3 separate regions of the Homo sapiens genome follow, and regions 1 and 2 are each linked to region 3. The links are chromatin contacts, found by Hi-C or POLR2A ChIA-PET in ENCODE. All regions are on one chromosome and are shown on one strand. Each heading gives the region's core, a stretch centred on a gene start or an enhancer-like site at or near the end of the contact. The rest is flanking DNA. Distances are from core to core; before and after follow the strand shown.

Region 1 (2,700 bases), core at 94-2,593, 70 kb after region 3:
AGTCAGGCTGGTCTTGAACTCCCGACCTCGTGATCTGCCCACCTCGGCCTCTCAAAGTGCTGGGATTACAGACATGAGCCACTATGCCTGGCCTAAAATATTTTTTAAAAGATTATTTTAGAGGCTACTCTGTAGCCTATATTGTTTGTTATTCATATTGGTTGCAATTTTTTGCTATTATGGATAATTCTGGAGTGGATATCCCTTAAAGGCATGCTTGTACGCAATTTGATTTATTTACTTTATATAAATTCTGAGAAGCATAAATTTTGGTTCCAGGTCCTTGATACATCTAGTCAAATGCCCAACATGAAGGGAGCCCCAATTTACATAACCAGCAGCTTGACGGAAAGTCTGCTTTGCTTTTTCCTCATGACCACTGGGTATTACAGTAATTTCTAAACACTTGTCATTTTCATAAGTGAAAAATACTATCTGATTGTTGTAACTTTTGTTCTTAACTGCCAGTGAGGTTGAACATTTTTCAGGTGAAAATGTTTCACTCAAAATTCAATGTTTTCACTTGAGTTTCCTCCATTTTGCCTGCTCCTACCCATTCTCTAATTAGTATATTTTTTCTCATTAATCTATAAGAATTTTTGTAATGGTAAGAATATTAATATTTTTAAATTAGAAGTTGAAAACTATAACTGTTTCTTAAGACAACTATGAAATAGTTAATATCATCAAAAGCATTAAAACGTTCTTTTGGTAAAGCAGAGGAAATGGAAGGGGCAGTGAAGAGTAAATTAGATAAAATAATTCTGTGTCAAAACCTCTCCCCTTTTAAAACAACAGCAACAATAAGAAAACACCACCCATACAAATCATGATAGAGCGGCACCTTGGATCGAGTCCTGTAGCTATGCTAGATAGCCCCACACCTTCCCAGTTAATCAGCTATAGGATACCTGAGTGGGGAAGAAAGTGCACGTGGGCACTGTCCAACCCCAGTGGCCACAGGGAAGGCAGGGTATTTTGCAGAATTGGAGCCAGCAAGTAAGCAGTCCGAATTCCGAGTTCCTGGGTGCCAACTGGAGTGAGCTGAGTGATCACTAAAAAACAATATAAATGGGATCCACTTCCACCTTCAGGATGGGCAGGATTAAGGCGTATTTAAGGAAGCCACAACACAGCAGTTTGCTCTACTCACTGTTCCAAAGAGGCAGGGTCATATCTACCTTTTGGTGTGTGTGCCTGGAGGCTCCGGGGAGAGGTGGACACAGATAACCCTGAAACCTCCCAGGCAGGGAATCACCTCTTCACACACAGTTTGCATCTCTGCAGTTGACGGCAGGAGCAAAAAATGTGGCCAGCCAGGTTGGAAGGGTGACAACTGATGGAGGCATGGAACCACCTTCGGCTTGGGGCCAACCCAGGTTACTAATCACAGGTCAGGTATTCAGGTCAGATGTCCACCATTCACACGGGCTCTTTGTCTGCCAAGGCCTGGGTCCAGGCTATGAGTGTTCAAAAATAGAACAGGAAGTTCAGAAAAAAGCAGAAGCCAAGAGAAGGTTACAGCATGGGAGGGCAGGCTTGGGAGAGAGGATTTATCTTGTGGGGAGGACCTCCCAGTTTAGGAGAGAAGCACCTGCTCTAGGCACAGGAAGACATCACAAACAGGTGATGAACAGCAGCCGGGAAGCAAGGGGCCTGTTGTGTTTCCATGTTACATCCTGATTCCAGGATGAGCAAGACTAGGAAACAGACCAGTTTACAGTGGCCACCAGCCTCACAGACTGTACCTATTAAAATGGAATGATTCTTCTGTCCTTTTGTGAGCAGGAGCCGAAGAACAGGTAAATGAAGGGAAGCAAAGGAAAGAGAAAGAGGCCTGGATGGGTGAGGGGAGCATTTGTGATCTTGGCCCACTCAGCGCCCATCCCCCTTCTTCTCTTCTTCCAGTAACAGCACCTTGATTTTCCTCCTGGGAGCACCCTCCTCCACATTCAGTCTGGGAGGCTCCCACAGAGTAGCCCCCGCCCTACAGGGTCTAGTTCAAGGACCCTCATGAAGTCCTCTCAAGGGGATGTGGGTAGTTGATAAAATCATTATCCCAGATATTTGTGTAAGGCCTTATAGTGTAAGGGTTTCCTTATAGAAATTTCCTATTTGGGGCTTTGGGTCTTTCTGGCTTCCTAAATTCATGTATAACCTTGTCTCTTGGTTCACTGGGTTGAGATTCCCTAGCCCCCTGCTGTGCTAACTGTACCCCAGGGACATATCCCACAGCTTCCTCCTAACTGCAGCAGGAGCCAGCGCAGAGAATGAGGTCAGGGCTCTTGGCCTTCTCAGAGAAGCGGACTAAGCCTAGGAATGATTAGATTTTGCTTTGGGGAAATCTGATACCTATTCAAATAGGGGGTGTACCTGGAGCCCACAGTGGAAATGGGAAGGGTTAGGATTTGGCAGCTCCATCAACAGAAGACAGATAAAAACTCACCACTTACAGAAAAAGCAGGGGCAAAAGCAGTGAGCGTTCCTTTTGGAGTAGATTTCTGCTTTTCAGCAAGCGCAGGGAACAGAAAGATCCAGCTGTGAAGGGGCCAGCGAATCATGCATTTAAAAGTTGCAATGCCAGGGCCTAGGAAAGGAGGCCTCTCTTCAGCCGTGACCCCACTTTGGATTCTTCCAAAACCCAGGTGATCATATAATCCTTTAAACGTCTCTGGCCCCTTTAACTACCAAAGCCCAGTG
Region 2 (2,700 bases), core at 117-2,616, 120 kb before region 3:
CCCGAGGCCGGGAGTTCGAGACCAGCCTGACTAACATGGAGAAACATCGTCTCTACTAAAAATACAAAATTAGACGGGCGTGGTGGTGCATGCCTGTAATCCCAGCTACTTGGGAGGCTGAGGCAGGCGAATCGCTTGAACCTGGGAGGCGGAGGTTGCTGCGAGCAGAGATAACGCCATTGCACCCCAGCCTGAGCAAAAAAAAAACAAACACACATGTACACTATAAATATATACGATTATGTTCCCATAATAGGTAATTTAAAAAATAGTATCCTTGTTTTTTTTTTTTTTTTTAAATGAGACGGAGTCTTGCTCTGTCGTCCAGGCTAGAGTGCAGTGGTGCGGTCTCTGCTCACTGCACGCTCCACCTCCCGGGTTCACGCCATTCTCCTGCCTCAGCCTCCTGAGTAGCTGGGACTACAGGCGCCCACCACCACGCCTGGCTAATTTTTTGTATTTTTAGTAGAGACGGGGTTTCACCATGTTAGCCAGGATGGTCTCGATCTCCTGACCTCGTAATCTGCCTGCCTCGGCCTCCCAAAGTGCTGGGATTACAGGCGTGAGCCACAGCGCCCAGCCATCCTTGTTTTATGCTTGCAATAGTAATTTGTAGCTCGATTATATATCTCTGTGCACATGTATTTGATTTTTCTTCTCACCGTGTGGTTTCTTTTTCCTCTGAGGGTTGCTTTCCCCCCCCCTTGTTTGTTATGGTCTCTATGGTACTCCTTCCGTGTTAGTTTGTTTAAGAGGCTGTCAAGTCCACAGGTCCTCTACACAACCCTTGCTGCTAGGTAGCTCCCTTTCCTCCTCCCTGGTAAAAGACAGGGTTTTGGGCGAAACACATGTTAGATGCTCTGTTCTCTTCATTCAGCTCCCAGAACGCTTATAACCACCTCTACACCCTCTAGGCAGGAAATCAGAAGCTCATCTCTAGGGACTCTGACCAACGTTAAAAGAAATATCTAAAGATACTGACATTCATTGGAAACCCCCAACTAAATATTCGAACCAAATAACCCTGCACCGAAGCTCCTAGTCAACAAGCCCCCCACACTCTCAGAACATCTGGATATTGCCTAAAATATAAATTTAAATTATTCATATTGAATTTAAGGCGTTGGGAGAGGGATATCTTAAAGTTCCATCATTAAGAGCTTCAATAAAGTGGAGGGGACTTTTACCGCGGTGGAGTGAGCGAATCCCTTCTCTGGAGCTCCATAGGGGAGGGTGCCCGCTTCCTGAGTGGCCGTTCCGACCTCCGGTCAGGAGGGGGAGGAACAGAGCACGGCCGGCGGCTGCACGGGCAGGGCCTCTCTGGGCTGAGAGGAAGAAACCAGTGAGACATCGAGAGGAAGTCGCTGTGGCACTCAGTCCTACGGCCTCCGAGGCTGGGTAGTGAGTGTGTCGCTGGCCTTAGCCAGACTCCACAGGCCACGCTGGCTGCGAATGGAGCCGAGGACTCGCGCGGAGGCGAGATGCTACCAGCCGGCGAGATCGGCGCCTCTCCTGCAGCCCCGGTGAGACGGCCCTGGCGTCCCTGGGAGGGGACATTGGTGGCCCATTGAGGTGGCACAGACCTCCCGGGGGAGATAGTCCCGGTGCGGTGGCCCTGTAAGCTTGTGAAGGTGCTTCCTGCGGCTTAGATTAGAGGCCCTTGTAAGACCTCCTAGAGGAGGCGGTAGTCCCCGTGAAGTGGCTTTGGCGGCCCTGGTGAGATGACAGATTTCTCTAGGGAGGTGGCTCTAGTGAGCAGGCAAGGTAACTCCAGGTCCTGCGGAGGTGACACACACCTCCTGGGAAGGTGGCGGTGGCACCAGGACAGTGGCACTTTGAGGTACCTGATTCGGACGGCCCTGGTCGCTCAGAAAGTGGGAGAGCGTCTGGAACCTCTCTTGCCTCCAGTGGGTGCCCTTTGGGAGCCCCGTATGCTTTCCATCCACGACTTTAATCTTAATGTGCTTGTCACATCTGTTCTTCTTCTAGTGCTGCTCTGAAAGTGGTGACGAAAGGAAGAACCTCGAGGAGAAAAGTAAGCCAGCTCCAAACACCTTAGCTTTTTCTTCCCGCCCAAACTCAGCCTTCCAGGGTCTGCAATATAGAAAGGTTCTTTGCCTATCTTTTAGATGCAGTACCGTTTTCTGCACAATATGCTTATATGGTAATACTGATGACCATGATACACATATTTTTGTCTTTCTAAAATTGTAAAATATGGGATGCTTTGGAGAAGAGCACTTCCCGATCCATACCTAGTACAGGGACTAGAGTGTTTTCGCTGGAAGTCTGCCTATCATACAGTACTCAGAATAATTGGGGCCTGCCTGTCATTTTAATGAAACATCAACTTACTAAGCATCAGGAATTTGGAGGGGCCCATGATCTAGGACAGACGACCACCACCCTAATTGGGTTCAAAGGAGGCAAATGACAGTTGTTTAGTTCACCTTCAGTAAATTGGCAATTTAAAATTGCTCTGGCAAGAGCACAACGGATAACTTGGGTTCTGGATCTTGGACTGGACAGGAAAGGGGGAAAAGGTCAGTACCACCATTTCCTCCCTAGTACGGGAGTATATGTCAGGGTTGTGGACTTTTGCCATTTTACTTTGATGGCAGGTTATTGCAAATCAAGGGCTCTTTAGGGACCTTTGAAGTGACATTTTTTGGGAGAGGAAGGGGAAAAGCATGTGATAGC
Region 3 (2,700 bases), core at 181-2,680:
GAGAATCGCTTATACCTGGGAGACGGAGGTTGCAGTGAGCTGAGATGGCGCCATTGCACTCCAGCTTGGCAACAGAGCGAGACTCCGTCTCAAAAACAAACAAACAGCAAAAACAAGCCAAGCAGCCCTCAAATGCTCATAGCACAGTCTGCATTACTCCTCTAAAGTCAACGTCAGGCTCTGAATGTGCTCCTTAAGGCAGCCCCACGAGCACAGGTGCACCAGGTCCCAACATTTGGAACCGTGCCAGTTGACTCATCTCTTTGGTGACACTTCTTCCCAACTGTGTGTAACTGAGCTTGGGCCAGGCCAGCTAATGTCTGTGACTGTCTCCTAATTTGGAATTTTTTCTGCTTTATAATGAGTGTGGCCCAATCATACTCTACTGTCAATGATTCCAGAACTCAGCTGGATGCGAAATTGGAGCCCATCAGAAACAGGAAAGACAGCCTCACGTGCAGTCCTCTGGATTGAAGAATGGGAAGCATTGGGGAAAAAAGTCTGATCAAGAATGTTTCAAAGATTTCAAAGACCAGGTGAGTTGGTAAGGGGCTGGGCCACTGAGTGAACACCTCTGATGTGAGGTAAAAGGACTTGGCAGAAGGAGAGAAGGGAGACTGCGCTCTTTTGGGTGTGTTCTAAGGGTGTTCATTAGCTAATGGAGAAGGGCTTAGAAGAGTGAAGGAGAAGAACCTAGAGCTGTCCCTGATACTTTTTTCTTTGGTGTCCCTTCTCTCCCTCAAAAGCTTTGGGCTTTCTCTCTAAGGGAACCTGCCTTGGCCTGGACTGAGAAGACACAGAAGCAGGCAGCTGAGTGATGGTGGGAAAGGCATTTGACCTTGCCATCCTCTTCCCCAGTATACACGCTAGCCATCGGGCCAGCCTTTCTTTACTACAGCTGGCAACAGCCCCAAAGTCCTGAACTGAGAAAGCAAAGGAGGAAACGGTCACAGGATAGTGCCACAGAATCTGGAAAGCCAATCCCAGAGATGATGCTTTTTGAGCAAAAACATTCAGCTGACATAAGAGCCTATTAAGAGCCCCACCCCCCACCTCCCATACACACAGATCCCGCGTGTGCCTATGCTGCAGCCACAGTGCAGTCACAGGGAAGCCAGTGTCTCGGAATTGTCCTCTGCTTCCTCTCACTGGCCCCGTGTGCATCCCCCTCACTTCCTCTGCTGTCACCTTCCCCAGCCAGGAAAGTGTCCCAGCCTTGGGCACGCCCCTTCCAGATGGCTGTGGACCCTGAATGACAGGTTGGACTTTTTTTTCCATTTGGAAAGAATCCAAAAGGTTCTAACCCCTGCTTTCACAGTATGGGCATCTCCCATCTTCTTTGTGTCTAATCACAGTAACGCAAACACCTCCATGTGCAGGTGGTGAGACCTGGGAGGGGGTGGTGAGTTGGCAATAGCCTGATGGGTGACTCAGCAATTTATTACACTGTTTGCTTAGGTGACAAACAAGCCTGGCAGTTACCCCCGAGCTTAGCCAAAGCCCTTCAAAGTTCCTTTCCCTTCAGTCTAAAGGATGCATGTGCACACTTCCCAAAGTCGCACAATTAGTTGCATTTATCAACTCACGATTGTCCTTTCTTTGTGGAGCAGTGTTTGAAAGGGAAAGATGAGTCTCCACTCTTCCCCTGCTGCTTTCATAATGCCTGTTTTGTTCACTTGGGATGAACTCTTTCAGAGAGCTCAGGGCTGCAGCCTGTTCCCCTGCTGTGTCTAATATGCTGGGAGTAGTTCTCTCCTCATCATCTCTGTACCTCTGTCTCGGTCCTGGGAAAGAAACCCAATGCCGAGAACACCCTCCCTCATCCCCCTTGCTACGTGGGGGCGATATCTACCTCTGTTTCTTTTGTGCTGCTTTAGTTGCCCACGTCTTCTTCCTTTGTGCTTGGCCTGTCTGAATTTATCTTTCTAGATCAAGGCGGGTCCTCTGGCTTTAAGAAACATGGTTCTCTTGGCATCAAGTAGATTCCCCTCCCTGCCCAGTGATGTCTGCAAAAGAACAGAGGTGGAGACTCATGACGGTGCCATTGCAAGAGCCACCAATGTGCCGCAGGGCCAGCTGCCCACCTGCCAGCTACGCTTTCCTGGTGATCATGATCTATATTCTTTGATTATCAACAGAAATGCCTTAAGAGAATGGTTCTGAATGTCTCTAGGTCTGCAGAAATTATTGCCAGCCCTTCTTCACTTACCAGAGCACGGTAAAGATGAATTTGACAGGCAGGAGCCTGAAGACATATGGTATTTGTGCTGTGGGTTTTGTGTGTGATGAGAGTTCTCAGCTGTCTGATTTCCTCCACCAATTCCTTCGACAAAAGCCTATGTGCTTATGCTGCTGGCCTGGCAGAATTTTGAGAATCTCTGACTCACTGGCAGAGCCTTAGAAGGGCCATATCACCCAGCCTCTTGGCTTCCAAGCAGTGATAGCATTAAGTCATCCCCAATAAAAAGGAATTTACCCTCTTTTAAAATGCCCTTGGAGAAGGAATTCAATTTGGCTCTCTTGGATGTATTTTGGCAGCTACTATGAGGAAATTATTTATATCCAATCTAAATTCTTTAAGTTGAAGAAGTACTTGGGAGATTCTAGAAGTCTGAGGGGCAGGCAATCACTAAGAATCAGGGTAAATAACAGAGACACAAAGTCCTACTACCGTGGTATGACAGATACAGTTGATACTGC

Evidence for each region. A loop is a pair of places that touch in the nucleus more often than their neighbours do. ChIA-PET counts read pairs that join two places held with the same protein, here RNA polymerase II (POLR2A). Pooled maps may share reads with other maps.
Region 1: a loop to region 3 is called in a map of PC-9, with 3 times the contacts of the local background. The contact joins two enhancer-like sites. A Hi-C loop is called at or near these places in 5 of 168 maps with a recorded cell type or tissue (CD4-positive, alpha-beta T cell, PC-9, Right ventricle myocardium superior and 2 more), 1 of 37 single-sample maps with no recorded cell type and 5 of 50 pooled maps. POLR2A ChIA-PET finds 5 or more read pairs at or near these places in 5 of 52 experiments (H1, HEK293, Panc1 and 2 more).
Region 2: a map of PC-3 shows a loop between it and region 3 (3-fold over the local background). The contact joins the promoter of RINT1 here to the enhancer-like site in region 3. A Hi-C loop is called at or near these places in 1 of 168 maps with a recorded cell type or tissue (PC-3) and 1 of 50 pooled maps. POLR2A ChIA-PET finds 5 or more read pairs at or near these places in 5 of 52 experiments (A673, PC-9, WTC11 and 1 more).

What each region holds. Positions count from the first base shown.
Region 1 is chr7:105,717,333-105,720,032 of GRCh38, forward strand. The region is part of intron 3 of ATXN7L1 (ataxin 7 like 1); the gene reads right to left. Among named protein-coding and RNA genes, the nearest start is that of EFCAB10, 140 kb to the left of the region's middle. Within about 2 kb of position 1,344, at least 5 of the 41 ENCODE cell types and tissues checked have a DNase peak (open chromatin) inside an H3K27ac peak, as active enhancers do; they include PC-9, where a contact is called at or near this core.
Region 2 is chr7:105,530,835-105,533,534 of GRCh38, forward strand. It overlaps RINT1 (RAD50 interactor 1), which reads left to right and starts at 1,367. Exons shown (of 15, transcript NM_021930.6): 1 at 1,367-1,523; 2 at 1,990-2,035. The coding sequence starts at 1,482. RefSeq lists enhancers at 648-697, 985-1,562, 1,148-1,447, 1,538-1,717, 1,563-2,139.
Region 3 is chr7:105,647,555-105,650,254 of GRCh38, forward strand. The region is part of intron 4 of ATXN7L1 (ataxin 7 like 1); the gene reads right to left. Among named protein-coding and RNA genes, the nearest start is that of EFCAB10, 67 kb to the left of the region's middle. RefSeq lists a silencer at 401-617 and an enhancer at 628-1,827. Within about 2 kb of position 1,431, at least 5 of the 41 ENCODE cell types and tissues checked have a DNase peak (open chromatin) inside an H3K27ac peak, as active enhancers do; they include A673, PC-3 and PC-9, where a contact is called at or near this core.